Regions from separate parts of the Homo sapiens genome. Here all the other regions are linked to region 1. The links are chromatin contacts, found by Hi-C or POLR2A ChIA-PET in ENCODE. All regions are on one chromosome and are shown on one strand. The core of a region is the stretch at or near the end of the contact, and the rest is flanking DNA. Distances in the headings are between cores, read along the strand shown.

Region 1 (4,130 bases), core at 662-3,161:
CTGTAATCTCAGCGCTTTGGGAAGCCAAGGTGGGAGGATCACTTGAGCCCACGAGTTCGAGACCAGCGTGGGGAATATGGTGAAACCCCGTCTCTACTAAAAACACAAAAATCAGCCGGATGTGGCGGTGCGTACATGTAATCCCAGTTACTTGGGAGGCTGAGGTGGGAAGACTGCTTGAGCCCGGTAGGCTGCAGTGAGCCGTGACTGTGCCACTGCACTCCAGCCTGGGACACAATGAATGTTGGGAGCTGAAAAGGATCTCAGATCCCATTTTCCAGATGAGGATATTCAAGGCCCCAGGAAGGTGTAATAGACTGCAAGATCACAGGGGCAGGAAGGAGAACTCAAGTCTGCCATCTTCTTAAGCAGCAGTGTTCATCGCATTACTGCAGGAATTACCACCCTTTACTCATCAATCTACCTGCAAGCAGTCAGAGGCCCCAGACAGCCTCAAAGGCGGCATTCTATTGGAAGCTGTCCGAGAAATACAGGCTGAGCTTTAACAAGTCAGCACAAGCCAAGAGTTATTTACCAGGCAAACGTATCTTTGGAGGAAAAGCCACAAAAAAGCAGCAAGGCAAATAGTCAAGACGGAGATGAACTTCTTTGGCAGGTAAGTAATAACTAATACCATTTATAGTAGGCGTTTTTCGTGCCAGGCACTATGTTAAGTACACTTTCACGTCAGGTTTAATTCTTTGCAACAAAGGTGCTATCGTTATTCTCACTTAGCCAATGAGGAAACTGAGGCTCAGGAAAGCGAAATGGATTACTCAAGTCCCATGGTGGCTCAGATTTGAACTCAGGCATGTCAGGTTCCAAGACCAGCTACACATGGTTTTCTTCATCCGGAAAGCCAATGCCCAGCTCCACCGGGGCGGCGACTCAGCTCTGAAACCACGCCCCATCGCACCCACCCCCGCGAGGGTCCCTAACCCCTGATATTTATTTTAAACATGTCATTGTCTTCCGTTTCACCCAACCCCCACTCTTCTACCCTCTCCAGGAGCCCGACCCTACGTTCTGGCTTCCGTTAGAGCAAAAAGTAACGTTCCACTCAGAGCAACGTCCTGCAGCTAAGAGTAAGGCTGGGGGGTGGGGGGTGGGGGGTTGGGGGTTGGGGTGGAGGAAGTAGGAAACGAGCAAATGGTCGGCGAACGCTTTGACCCACCAAGCCCTTTAAATGCACTTAACCACCGCCCGGGACTACGGTCGCTTCACACTGCGTGCGCAGCCCAAGTTCTAGGAGACCGGTTCGCAAGACCTTAAACCTCAGACGCGCTGGCCCTCAGCGGTTAGAAGCGGACGCGTCTCTTGCCGGGCGGGGTGCGCGCCCAAGGGCCACCCACTGAGCGCGGGTATAGACGCGGCGAGCCACGCACTGGCTCCGAGTTGTGTGCGGGAAAGGGCTGGGCCGCTGCGGGACAACCTCCCAGGGGGCAGGCAGGCTGGCTCTGCCTGGCAGGCAAAATCGGGACCGGCCAGCGCTCCCGGCCGCTGTCCGGCCTTTGGCGGACGCACGTGCCTAGGGCTTTCCAGCGCTGCTAGCCATCCTGCAAACGACTCAAGTCTCCACGCCGCCCGCACTTCGGGTGCGCACGCCACGCAGGAACGTCCCCATGGCCCTCAGTTATCCCAGGTGCACAAAATCAGGGGCTTGCCCAAGCGGGCAACGCCTAGGCAGGCCACCAGTTAAGGCAGCGCTAGGCTGCGGAGTTGGAGAGGGTCGGCCCGCGCCCGCCTGCGTCCAGCACCCACCGCGCCCGCCCCTCGGGTTCGCCCGCCCAGCCCTCACCGGCACGCGGCGAGCGTCCATGCTGGTGGCGGGTGCCCAGATCGGCGCTTGGAGCGGGGAGAGCGGAGCAGCCGCGCGGTCAGCGGTCCCACAGCAGGAGGAGCAGCAGCAGCGCGGCTGGCAGGCTGGGCGCGCCGACCCGGGCCCGGAGGGGCGGGGCTCGGGCTGTCTTTCCCGCGTTGGGACACAGGTCCTGCAAGCTGTGGTAACGGCCAGACATGGCGCAAGACTAGGTGGCCCCCTGGAAAAAACACGACCCCCCTATATATTCTGACCTCAAAGGATAGCCTTGGGCACTCCTAAAATCCCCTTTGAGAAAGGGGGGCTTTAGGGGCTACGGGGACCACTCTCCTTGTGCAGCTGCGCGGTCCTGAGCGAGTGGCGCGAAAATGGTTCGTATTGCCCCGGGGTTAGCTGTCTGATTTGCAAGAATTTTCGTGGTGGCGGAGGAAAAGTGGAGTCTGGGGGGTAAAGGAGAGCAGCGTGAGGGTGGCGCGGGTCACGCACCATGGCGTTTAGCACTTTCATTGCTGCGTGCGGTTTACAAGATTTAAAAAATCATAGAATCCAGCACGAACTCCACCCTTCATAATCGAGTTCACCGCCCCTGGATGTAGCACCTCTTATCTGGGAACCACACCATTATCTGAAGCAATAAAATGAGTTAAATCCTGATCTTTCTTTCCAAAAAGCACAGGAAGCCGACTTGTTTACTTGTGGTTTTCAAAGTAGAAGAAAAGCCGCAGCAGCTTGATGAAGACGTCTATAGTATAGTTAACCTTTAACGATTATCTGTTGGGGATTGAAACTAAAGATTGAACAATTGTGGCTTGATGATCTTCTCTGTCTTCAGAATTGAGAACTACCCTGAGTCAGTGCGAACGAGAAAACTTTTCATTGCCCTTTTAACCAAACTTGGCATTACAACGAAAAAATGAAATAAAGCGAGGCTTTTTGTGTGCGTGAAGAGCAAAACTTGCTTCTACAAGAAAAAGTAAATTTAGTTTCTTTAGAAGACACTAATTATACTCTTAACATTTAAAACAAGCGCTTGAAATGAAAACATTCGCATTTCCCCCTCATTTCAAAACTTTTCTCTGGGGAATAATTAATTCCTTTGCAGTAAGAGAGTGCATGGACATACTGTGTTCCTCTCTTGGTGTACTGAATACAAAAACTGTGAGCAAGTAAATAATGCCCGAGGACAATGGATTGGAAGGAGTCTTCCAGCCTTTCTTAAATATACCTACCCAGTAATCACTCTGCCACTGTGCAAGGGACAAAGAGCTCAAGGTCTAGAAGGTGAGTGCCAGGAGGAGAGGCTATCGGTGGGTGGTGAAATTACGGAATTACAGGGCCCTCAGTAAGTATTTGTTGAATGAATAAACATTTGGGAATATAATTTTGTGCCACTAAAGCTAAATATATGAAAATTTGGAATTACTAGATCCATGAAGCAGGGGAAGATTAAGTCACTTTGCCTGTGAAAGGTTCTGATAGGGAAATTTTTAGTCTTCCTGGGAGCACAAGAAAATAATTTGGTGTATGTGTTTTTTAAGGATAAGATCTCTGGTCTATTCGTCTTTTTAGTAATCAGGAAAATGCAAATTAAAACAAGTGTCACTGGAAAGGGGTCCCGATCTAGACCCCAAGAGAGGGTTCTTGGATCTTGCACAAGAAAGAATTCAGGGCAAGTCCGTAAAGTGAAAAAGCAAGTTTATTAAGAAAGTAAAGGAATAAAAGAATGGCTACACCGTAGATAGAGCAGCCCGAGGGCTGCTGGTTGCCCATTTTTATGGTTATTTCTTGATTGTATGCTAAACAAGGGGTGGATTATTCATGGCTCCCCTTTTTAGGCCATATAGGGTAGCTTCCTGATGTTGCCATGGCATTTGTAAACTGTCATGGCGCTGGTGGGAGTGTAGCAGTGAAGACAACCAGAGGTCACTCTCCTCGCCATCTTGGTTTTGGCTGGCTTCTTTACTGCAGCCTGTTTTATCAGCAAGGTCTTTATGACCTGTGTCGTGTGCTGACCTCCTACCTCTTCCTGTAACATAGAATGCCTTAACCTCCTGGGAATGCAGCCCAGCAGGTCTCAAGGCTTATTTTGCCCAGCTCCTATTCAAGATGGAGTTGCTGTAGTTCAAATGCCTCTGACACAGGAGATACAATTTCACTCAGACTGGCAAAATTTAAAGCGCCTGATAAGACCAGATATTGTTAAGAATATGAGAAACTCCCACAATGATGTTAGTAGTGTAAATTTTTAACTTTGCAGAGCAATTTGGGAATAGAGGCGTACCTCATTTTATTGCACTATGCTTAAAATTAA
Region 2 (4,130 bases), core at 587-3,086, 1.4 Mb before region 1:
ATATCAGCCTAGACAACTTACTTACCTCCTACTGAGTAATCCTATCTGTGACATAATTTTATCAAACAATAACAATCCACCAGAAAGGAGGAAAGGGTACCCATCTGCCTGCCAGCAAGTCACTATTCATAAACAACTTATGGCAGACAAGTTTGAAAAAAAGAAAGATGCTACAGACAGACCTCAAGCTTATGACAGGTAGCAATTTTTATCAAAATGACTTTAAAAAAAAAAAAACCACAAAATCTTAAATCCAACTTGCCAACTAGGAAAAAAGATTATTCATTTACTCATTCAGTGAATATTTGTTGAACAAATATGATGTGGTAGATAGACCGCAGAGAATAAGACAGAAAGTGCCTCACCCCTCAGAGTGCATGTTCCAGTGACTGCATTTGGGGTTTCATTTTTGTTTTTGTTTTGAGACCGGGTCTCACTCTGTTGCCCAGGCTGCAGTACAGTGGCATGATCACGGCTCACTGCAGCCTCAACCTCCTGAGCTCAAGTGACCCTTTCACCTCAGCCTCCTGAGTAGCTGGGACTACAGGCATGTGCCACCACACTCGGCTAATTTTTGTATTTTTTGTAGAAACGGGGTTGCACCATGTTGCCGAGGCCAGTCTCGAACTCCTGGGCTCAAAGATCTGCCTACCTCGGCCTCCCAAAGTGCTGGGATTACAGGTGTGAGCCACTGTGCCTGCCCTGCACTTGTTTTTAAACAAATAATCACAAACACAATTCTTTCAACTTTCTAATCAAATGAAACTTTTTTACATTAAAAAAATAAATAAATAGAGATGGAGTCTTGCTATGTTGCCCAGGCTAGTCTCAGACTCCTGGCCTCAAGTGATCCCCCTGCCTTGGCCTCCCGGGGTGTTAGGATTACAGGCATGATCCACCGCACCAGGCCCTCAAATGAAACTTTTTAAAATAAAAACACTGTCGGGGCATTATGGGAACTAACAAGAGTCTCTATAAACGTTAAATGATTTGTGCTTGAAAAGTGCTTAGGGGCCAGATGCAGTGGCTCACACCTGTAATCCCAGCACTTTCGGAGGCCAAGGCGGATGGATCACTTGAGGTCAGGAGTTTGAGACCAGCCTGGCCAACATGGTGAAACCCCATCTCTATTAAAAATACAAAAAATTAGCCAGGTGTGGTGGCACGTGCCTGTAATCCCAATTACTTGGGAGGCTGAGGCAGGAGAATCGCTTGAACCCTGGAGGCGGAGGTTGCAGTGAGCTGAGATGGCACCACTGAACTCCAGCCTGGGCAACAGAGTGAGACTCCCTCACAAAAAAAAAAAGAAGAAAAAAAGAAAGAAAAGAAAGAAAGAAAAAAGAAAAGCACTTAGCACAAAAATTATGCTTGATAAATGTTGGCTATTATTATTATCATTATTATTAATCAACAAATTTTATATAAGTGGACAAATATTTTGTATTTGTAATTGTATTCTTTTTCACTTTGAAAGGTTTTCCTACCCACCAGGTAGAATTGACAATTTCTTGTTTGTTTCCACTCTTTATCGTATACATACATACATATTCTATATATATTCTAGCATCCGGAAGCAGCCAGTAGGGGACAGCTTCATCATTGAAAGCAGGGTAACACAAGGGTTTCCAGCAGCACCAACAGCAAGGCCAGCCCAGGGAAAGTCCCTCCCAGAGCTTCTCTGCTGCACCTAAGGTGGTCAAGCCTCACAAAACTACCTCAGTGCCATTCGGCCCCTGACCTTCCTGCTGCCAAGTTTGCCCAGCCAAAACTCTCCTGAGATCAAAGGGCCTGCAGAAAAGAGGTGGGGGCTGGGGAAATCCCTGCTCCCTTAGTATGCAAAAAAAACAAAACAAGAAATAAGTGAGAAGACAAACTTCCTCTTATATGAAAATGAGACAGCGAGTGGTGTGAAACCACTGTATCAGAAGATCACTCAGGACGTCAAGGAGAACTCCTTAGCCTTCCGGATTTTGTCCTTTTCTTGGGTTTTGGTCTTACAGCTTGCTCCCTCAATAACAGAAAGATATGTGTACTTCTGGGCTGCCCATTCATCTGCTGGGTAAGAAATAGGCCAGGGGTGGTTCCGTTTTATGAGGTTTAATGCATCCTGCTGCAGAAGGGAAATGCCACACCGAGTCCAGCTTGTCCACCCAGAACTCCTTTCAGTTCCCTGGGTTCCACCAAGAATCAGAAATCTGGAGCATGAGATGAAATATTGTTCCGTTTTCTGCTTGGCAGCCTCTAATGGAAATGCTTGCCACTGGCTGCTGTCAGAAAAGTTAAGGTATGGTGGTTACATAGGAAATTCTGCAGAAAAAAATGCTTTGAGATTTCCCAGAATAATGCTTTGAGAACATGTCAGTCACATTCCTCTTACCCTTGGGTTTCAGTGGTGAATTAGTTTGCTTGGGCTGCCACACAAAACACCATAGGCTGTGAGGCTTAGATAACAGAAATGTAATTTCTCACAGTTCTGGAGACTGGAATTCCAAGATCAAGGTGCCAGTAGAGTTGGTTTCTTGTGAGGCCTCTCTCGGTTTGTAATGGCCATCTTCTTCCTGTGTCCCATGGCCTTCCGTCTATGCATCTGTGTCCTAATTCCTCTCCTTATAAGGACACTAGTCATACTTGATTACTCACTACCCCATATCACCTCGTTTTCATTTAATTACCTCCTTAAAGTCCCTGTCTTCAAATACAGTCACATTCTTAGGTCCCAGGACTCAGGACTTCCACATATAAATGGTGGGGTGGGAGGAACACTGCAGCCCAACCCAGATGGGTAGTTGTGGGATTTTTTTTTTTTTTTTTGGTCTTTTCAGGGGAGAAGATGACTCTGAGCATCTCTGTCTTACTGTCTTTGACTGTGTTCCTTCTGGTCATCGTGGAGCTGATCCCCTCCACGTCCAGTGCTGTGCCCTTGATTGGAAAATACATGCTGTTCACCATGGTGTTCGTCATTGCCTCCATCATCATCACTGTCATCGTCATCAACACACACCACCGCTCACCCAGCACCCATGTCATGCCCAACTGGGTGCGGAAGGTGAGTGGGGAGGCCCCTGCAGACTTCACACGGAGGCACATCTACAGGCCTCCCCTTCGAGGAGCCAGTGGGTTTCTAGCTAATACTTGGGGCTATTTAGGAACTAAGTTCTCTTTGGGCTTTAGGGAATTTTTGGAAGGAACTTTCTTTGGCCTCTTTTTAGGAATAAATAACTCCTGTAGCCTTCCCAGAGAGAAAAGAAAAACAGAATTAACAAAGCTCATTCCAAATTCAAGTTTAAAGAATCTCTTTGATCAGAGAAGATGAACAAACGGCTGCTTTTTATTGAAATGCCGTGAAATTCTCGCGATTTCTTTTGTATGTTTTCCAATCTGTGAACAGACTGGCTTATTTTTTGCTGGTGAAATCATCTGTTGAGAATAGAATGAATAGAATGAGGGCTAGAGATGGGAGGGTTCCTGATGAGAGAGGGTCAAAAAGTGAGTTTTAGTGAAGGACTAGGTCTGAAATAGTTACGTTATTGAATTTAAAAATTTAACATTTCAAATATGTCTTTCTTTGACAAAACTTTACAGAGACACTGAAGTCCAGGATCTTTTGTCCAGAATGTAAAATATTTGTCAGGAATTGACAAAAGAAGCTACTGCTCACAATGTACTCTTTTAAGAGGAGAGTAAGAGTCCCTGTTTCTGTAAAGGCTGATAGATGACTGCTGGCAATACCTGTACTGCAGTTTCTTCAGGAACAGGAAACAGAAGAAAACAATCTAGCTGTTTTGTGGGATATATTTGAAGTGGAGGGGCCCCTTCTTTAACCATTTGATCCTGGTGACACATTGCTAAGGCATTTTCCATACCTGTAGGGGATCCTGACGCTTTTAAGCTCATTGGTGGCCCCAGGTCGATGACTGCACATGGGCTCCCTCCAGTGGCGAACTTCTCACATTACAGAATCATCACTGTTAACCATAGTCATTTCACAGGACCCGGGATACAGAGGGATCTTTGAAAAAATCTAGTATAGTTCTTTTGTTTTAAGGACAAGGAGGCTGAAGCCCAGAAAAACTGAATGACTTACCCCAAATCACATTGATAATTCAAAGACAGAGTTTTATGCTTGCCTC
Region 3 (4,130 bases), core at 575-3,074, 1.2 Mb before region 1:
TGTTTTCCTGAGGGTTTGTATCGCGGGAAGTGGCTGATAGCTGTAGGCCTCCACCTCTGTCCAGCCCCATGCCTGCAGGTATTTATTTGTGACCTAAGTCACGGGTGGACACCAGGCCAGAGTTAGACAAGAGGCGGTCCCTGCCTTCAAGGGGCTCCAGGCAAAGCAGAGGACTCTCAGTCACTTATTCTTGGGTACTCCACTCCAGGAACTGTGCCCATGGCCTGGCATCATGAATCTGCTCATGCAATTAGACTCCTATCTCAGGGAATTTTGAGTTTAAAAGATCCTTAGACATCATCTGTCCCAGTACTCCCCAGTAGGAGCACTTCTGGTATTTTGGGTGGGACTGTCATAAGCACCATAGGAAATTTCCCATTCCTGGCCCCACCCACTGAATGCTACAGGCCCCTGCCCCCACCATTCCCACTCACTGCTCACCACCCCCAACAGCTACCTGAGTTGAAAATTACTCATCTAGCCCAGTTCCATCACTTTACAGGTAAGGCAATGTTAGACAACATACGTTCTTTTCATGCCTCTGGCCTCTGATCCTAGCAGAATCAGGACCCAACATTCAGATTTTACAATGAAGCTAGTTTCTGAAATATGCCTCTCTTTTAAATTCTTTGACTGTTACTGTTTTCTCAGAGTTATATACTATGTGTTGCATATGTAAGTCTGAACCTTTAAGATGGGTTAAGAAAAAATTATGAGCATTTTCAGATCGTTCTATACATAACTCAAGGTTTTGATAAAATGTTTTCTACATGTATTCCATTGCCATCCACCTCTTGAGTTCTTTAATAATGAGAAATCTGACTTTCTTCCTTCCACCCTCTTTATCTCTATGCTTTTGTCAAGCATCTTCTAGGAGAGTTACTGTTATCCCATTAAGTGTGGGGGACAGAAACATTTGGCATAGAAAGCTATGGATCTGCAGCTGACTTAAGCTGTATATTATTACCCTGACTTGGGCACCAAAATCACGTTTCAAAACTCATTTGCTGCCAAGTATGGTAGCTCAAGCCTGTAATCCCAGCAATCTGGGAAGCTAAGATGGAAGGATCACTTTGAAGCTAGGAGTGCAAGACCAGGCTGGGCAACAAAGCAAGATCCCATCTCTACCAAATATAAAAATAAAATAAATTAGCCAGGTGCAGTGGCATATGCCTGTAGTCTCAGCTACTCAGGAGGCTGAGGCTGGAGGATTGCTCGAACCCAGGAGGTCAGGGCCACAGGGAGCTATGATTACGCCACTGCACTCCAGCCTAAGTGACAGCAAGACTGTCTCTCTAAAAAAAAAGAAATAAATAAAACAAAACCAAAAAAAGAACCTCATTTGCCTTCATACACCTGACCTGCTCTCTTTACCTGCATTTGTAACTTTCTCCCCACACACTTGAATGCCCTGTAAATGAGAAGAAGCCCTTAGCCTAATGAAGCGATAAGGTAAGGTAGGTAAGAGCTTTTCTTTCTTGAGTGACTCTTTTCCCTATTACTCAATGGAATAGTCAGTATTTACAGTGATACTTTCAAATATAATTTTCCTAAAGGAATCTCAAGTTCCATGAACAGTTATTTTTGTGGGAATATCTAGAATAAAGTTGGACTCTTCACTGAGTGGAGGTGCTCATCTCCTCTTGTCACTGTACCAAATAGCTGTGTATTACACCTTGTGGGGAGGAGAAACATTTAATTTTTTTTAATTTAGGTTTTTTTTCTTGCTTGCTTCTTAAGCAAAACCAATCTAGTTTCTTTTTCTGCAGCAAAGGAGGAAGGAACAACAAACAACAAATTAATCAGACAGGAAGCGAATAACCACAGAAGGACGTCTGCCTCTGACTCAGTATGTCACATTTAACAAGAGGCCAGAGCTTGTCCAAAATGGCTGTCCAAAAACGACCCCACACTTGCGTTAGAAGATGATACCTTTTTCAGGGACAGTTTTCTCTCTTGGCTCCTGTCCCGCTGGCCCTCTGTCTGCCTGTGTCCCTGACCATGGCTCCCTGCAGTACCCTTTAACGGTAAGAAAAATTATATTCAAACTAAGTTTATTTCATTTATCAGCTACAGGGAAGAACTAAATGGCTTTTAATGGACCATAGTATGTCAAGATAAAGTTGTTTAATTTTTCTGTAGAGCACCATGTGAGCTATTCCTGTTGCCCAGAATGCTAGTTTCACCACTATGGTGATTGTGAATGATTCATAACTTATGCTTTGAGCCAAAATGTAAGCAAGATTTTCAATAGAATTTTTTTGACCACTGGACAAGTTTGGATCCACAGGAATTTATTTTCCCATTTAAATTGGGGGCTTATGTCGGTAAATATATCCTTTTGGTGTATGATACAGTTGTCCACACAACTGCCTTTGAATCTTTGGTGTGGCCAGCAACAATAAGTGCTTTAAAGTACAAGGAGCCATTGGAAGCTTCAAACGAAAATACCATGGAACTAAGCTGTTGCAGTTCTGTTGCTGCCAATGTGCTATTTAAGTTCAAAACTCAAACTAAACCATTTCTAAGCAGAGTCTTTTATAATACGATTTGTCTTTTAGAATAAGTCTATTCCTGTTATAACAGTGTGTGCACAATTACTATCGCAAATCAAATTCTACAGCATTAGTTATAACTTTATGTTTAATATGATTAATGTTTTGGCATAAAATATTGTGATTTTTAAAATTTCAAGCCATCTACTCAGAGGCTTATAGAGCAGAACTAAGGAAACTTTTTACATTAAAAAACTTTTTTCTAGAATATGTAGGAAGAAACAATTTGACTTATGTTCCTTTCTCCCCGTGAAGAAATATAAAATAAAGCTTTAAAAAACTCAGAAGGCACATATAACTTTAGTCACTAAGTACAAGTTTTTTGTTTTTTTTGTTTTTGTATTTTTAGTAGAGACAGGGTTTCATCATGTTGGTCAGGCTGGTCTCAAACTCCTGACCTCAAGTGATCTGCCCGCCTCGGCCTCCCAAAGTGCTGGGATTACAGGCATACAAGTTATTTTAAATAATTTAATGGCATAACTAGTATATGTAGTAGAGAATGGAGAGGTGGTAAATGAAAAGGCTACTGAAAGATTCTAACTAAGCAAAGTAAGACAGCTTGGTAGAGAGAAAGATGAAAGACTGGGGAAAGAATAGGACAGGACAGTGAGAAAGGAAGATGAGAAACTGGGAAAAGGTTTTGAGGTTGATCTGTGTGGAAATCATACTCTTACAATTCACTTGGACTACAGTGCTATGTGTTAACTTTATCAAGCTTTGTTCTTCTGTACTGGAATATCATCATGTCAAAACTCTTCCTTTTATCAGTCTAAGGTCATTAAATGACTTACCTGAAAGTCATTTTTCACTAAGTCAGGTTTTCTATTGCTCTTTGAAAAGTTTATTCATGGGCTATTTGCTCATAGCGCTTCAGCTACTCTAATATCTAACCTTTTAAGGGTTACACATACTCTGGGTGGACTGAAATATTCAGAGAACTCCCTGTGGTGAAAATTAGTTCCTGGGATCGAGCAGCAACTTCAGATCTGATCAAATTCTAAATCTGGCCTGTAGGCTGGAAGTTCCCCAGCCTACCTAAAATATGAGATGAAGTGATACTGAATTCCTGGACCCTTTAAGTGTTATGACCTTTTGAAGCCTTCTTAACATTTTATGAACACACATCATTTACTTTGGAAGTTTCTGGCTGTTTAAATTATGATATATTTCTGCTTTAAGGTTTGACTCATTTTGTCCAAATTGTTAAACATGTGCTTGTTGTTGAAGAAAGCATTTCTCCTGGACTTCCATAAATACCTCTGTCTGTCCTGAAAATTAAAACTGTAAAAAAATACTAGAATAAGGAATGCCTTAATCAGTATGCTTTTCTGAGAAATTTGAAATGCACTTTATACACATCTCCCTTCACCATTCACTTGTAATATGGAAGTTTGCATGGGTGTACACACATAGGCTGATTTAAATCAGCTCATGGTTTCTCTTTCTCGTGGTTAAATAGGGGGAAAGACTGTGATATTTACTGACCACTTATTTTGTGTTACGTTCTTCACCTTTGCTTATTTTATTTTTTGAAAATGGCTAATACTTATTAAGCACTCCTTCATTTAACTCTTG

Evidence for each region. A loop is a pair of places that touch in the nucleus more often than their neighbours do. ChIA-PET counts read pairs that join two places held with the same protein, here RNA polymerase II (POLR2A). Pooled maps may share reads with other maps.
Region 2: a map with no recorded cell type shows a loop between it and region 1 (14-fold over the local background). The contact joins the enhancer-like site here to the promoter of CDCA7 in region 1. A Hi-C loop is called at or near these places in 4 of 37 single-sample maps with no recorded cell type and 4 of 50 pooled maps. POLR2A ChIA-PET finds 5 or more read pairs at or near these places in 1 of 52 experiments (activated CD4-positive, alpha-beta T cell).
Region 3: a loop to region 1 is called in a map of OCI-LY7, with 6 times the contacts of the local background. The contact joins the promoter of WIPF1 here to the promoter of CDCA7 in region 1. A Hi-C loop is called at or near these places in 1 of 168 maps with a recorded cell type or tissue (OCI-LY7), 8 of 37 single-sample maps with no recorded cell type and 7 of 50 pooled maps. POLR2A ChIA-PET finds 5 or more read pairs at or near these places in 2 of 52 experiments (GM12878 and H1).

The regions. Positions count from the first base shown.
Region 1 is chr2:173,352,653-173,356,782 of GRCh38, reverse strand. CDCA7 (cell division cycle associated 7) reads right to left here and starts at 1,911. Exons shown (of 10, transcript NM_031942.5): 1 at 1,799-1,911. The coding sequence starts at 1,819. RefSeq lists a silencer at 1,700-1,969 and enhancers at 2,520-2,609, 1,912-2,867.
Region 2 is chr2:174,748,862-174,752,991 of GRCh38, reverse strand. It overlaps CHRNA1 (cholinergic receptor nicotinic alpha 1 subunit), which reads left to right. Exons shown (of 9, transcript NM_000079.4): 7 at 2,823-3,046. Among named protein-coding and RNA genes, the nearest start is that of CHRNA1, 14 kb to the left of the region's middle. RefSeq lists a silencer at 278-347 and an enhancer at 1,695-1,874. Within about 2 kb of position 1,836, at least 3 of the 41 ENCODE cell types and tissues checked have a DNase peak (open chromatin) inside an H3K27ac peak, as active enhancers do.
Region 3 is chr2:174,595,498-174,599,627 of GRCh38, reverse strand. WIPF1 (WAS/WASL interacting protein family member 1) reads left to right here and starts at 1,824. Exons shown (of 8, transcript NM_001375834.1): 1 at 1,824-2,027. RefSeq lists an enhancer at 1,622-1,801.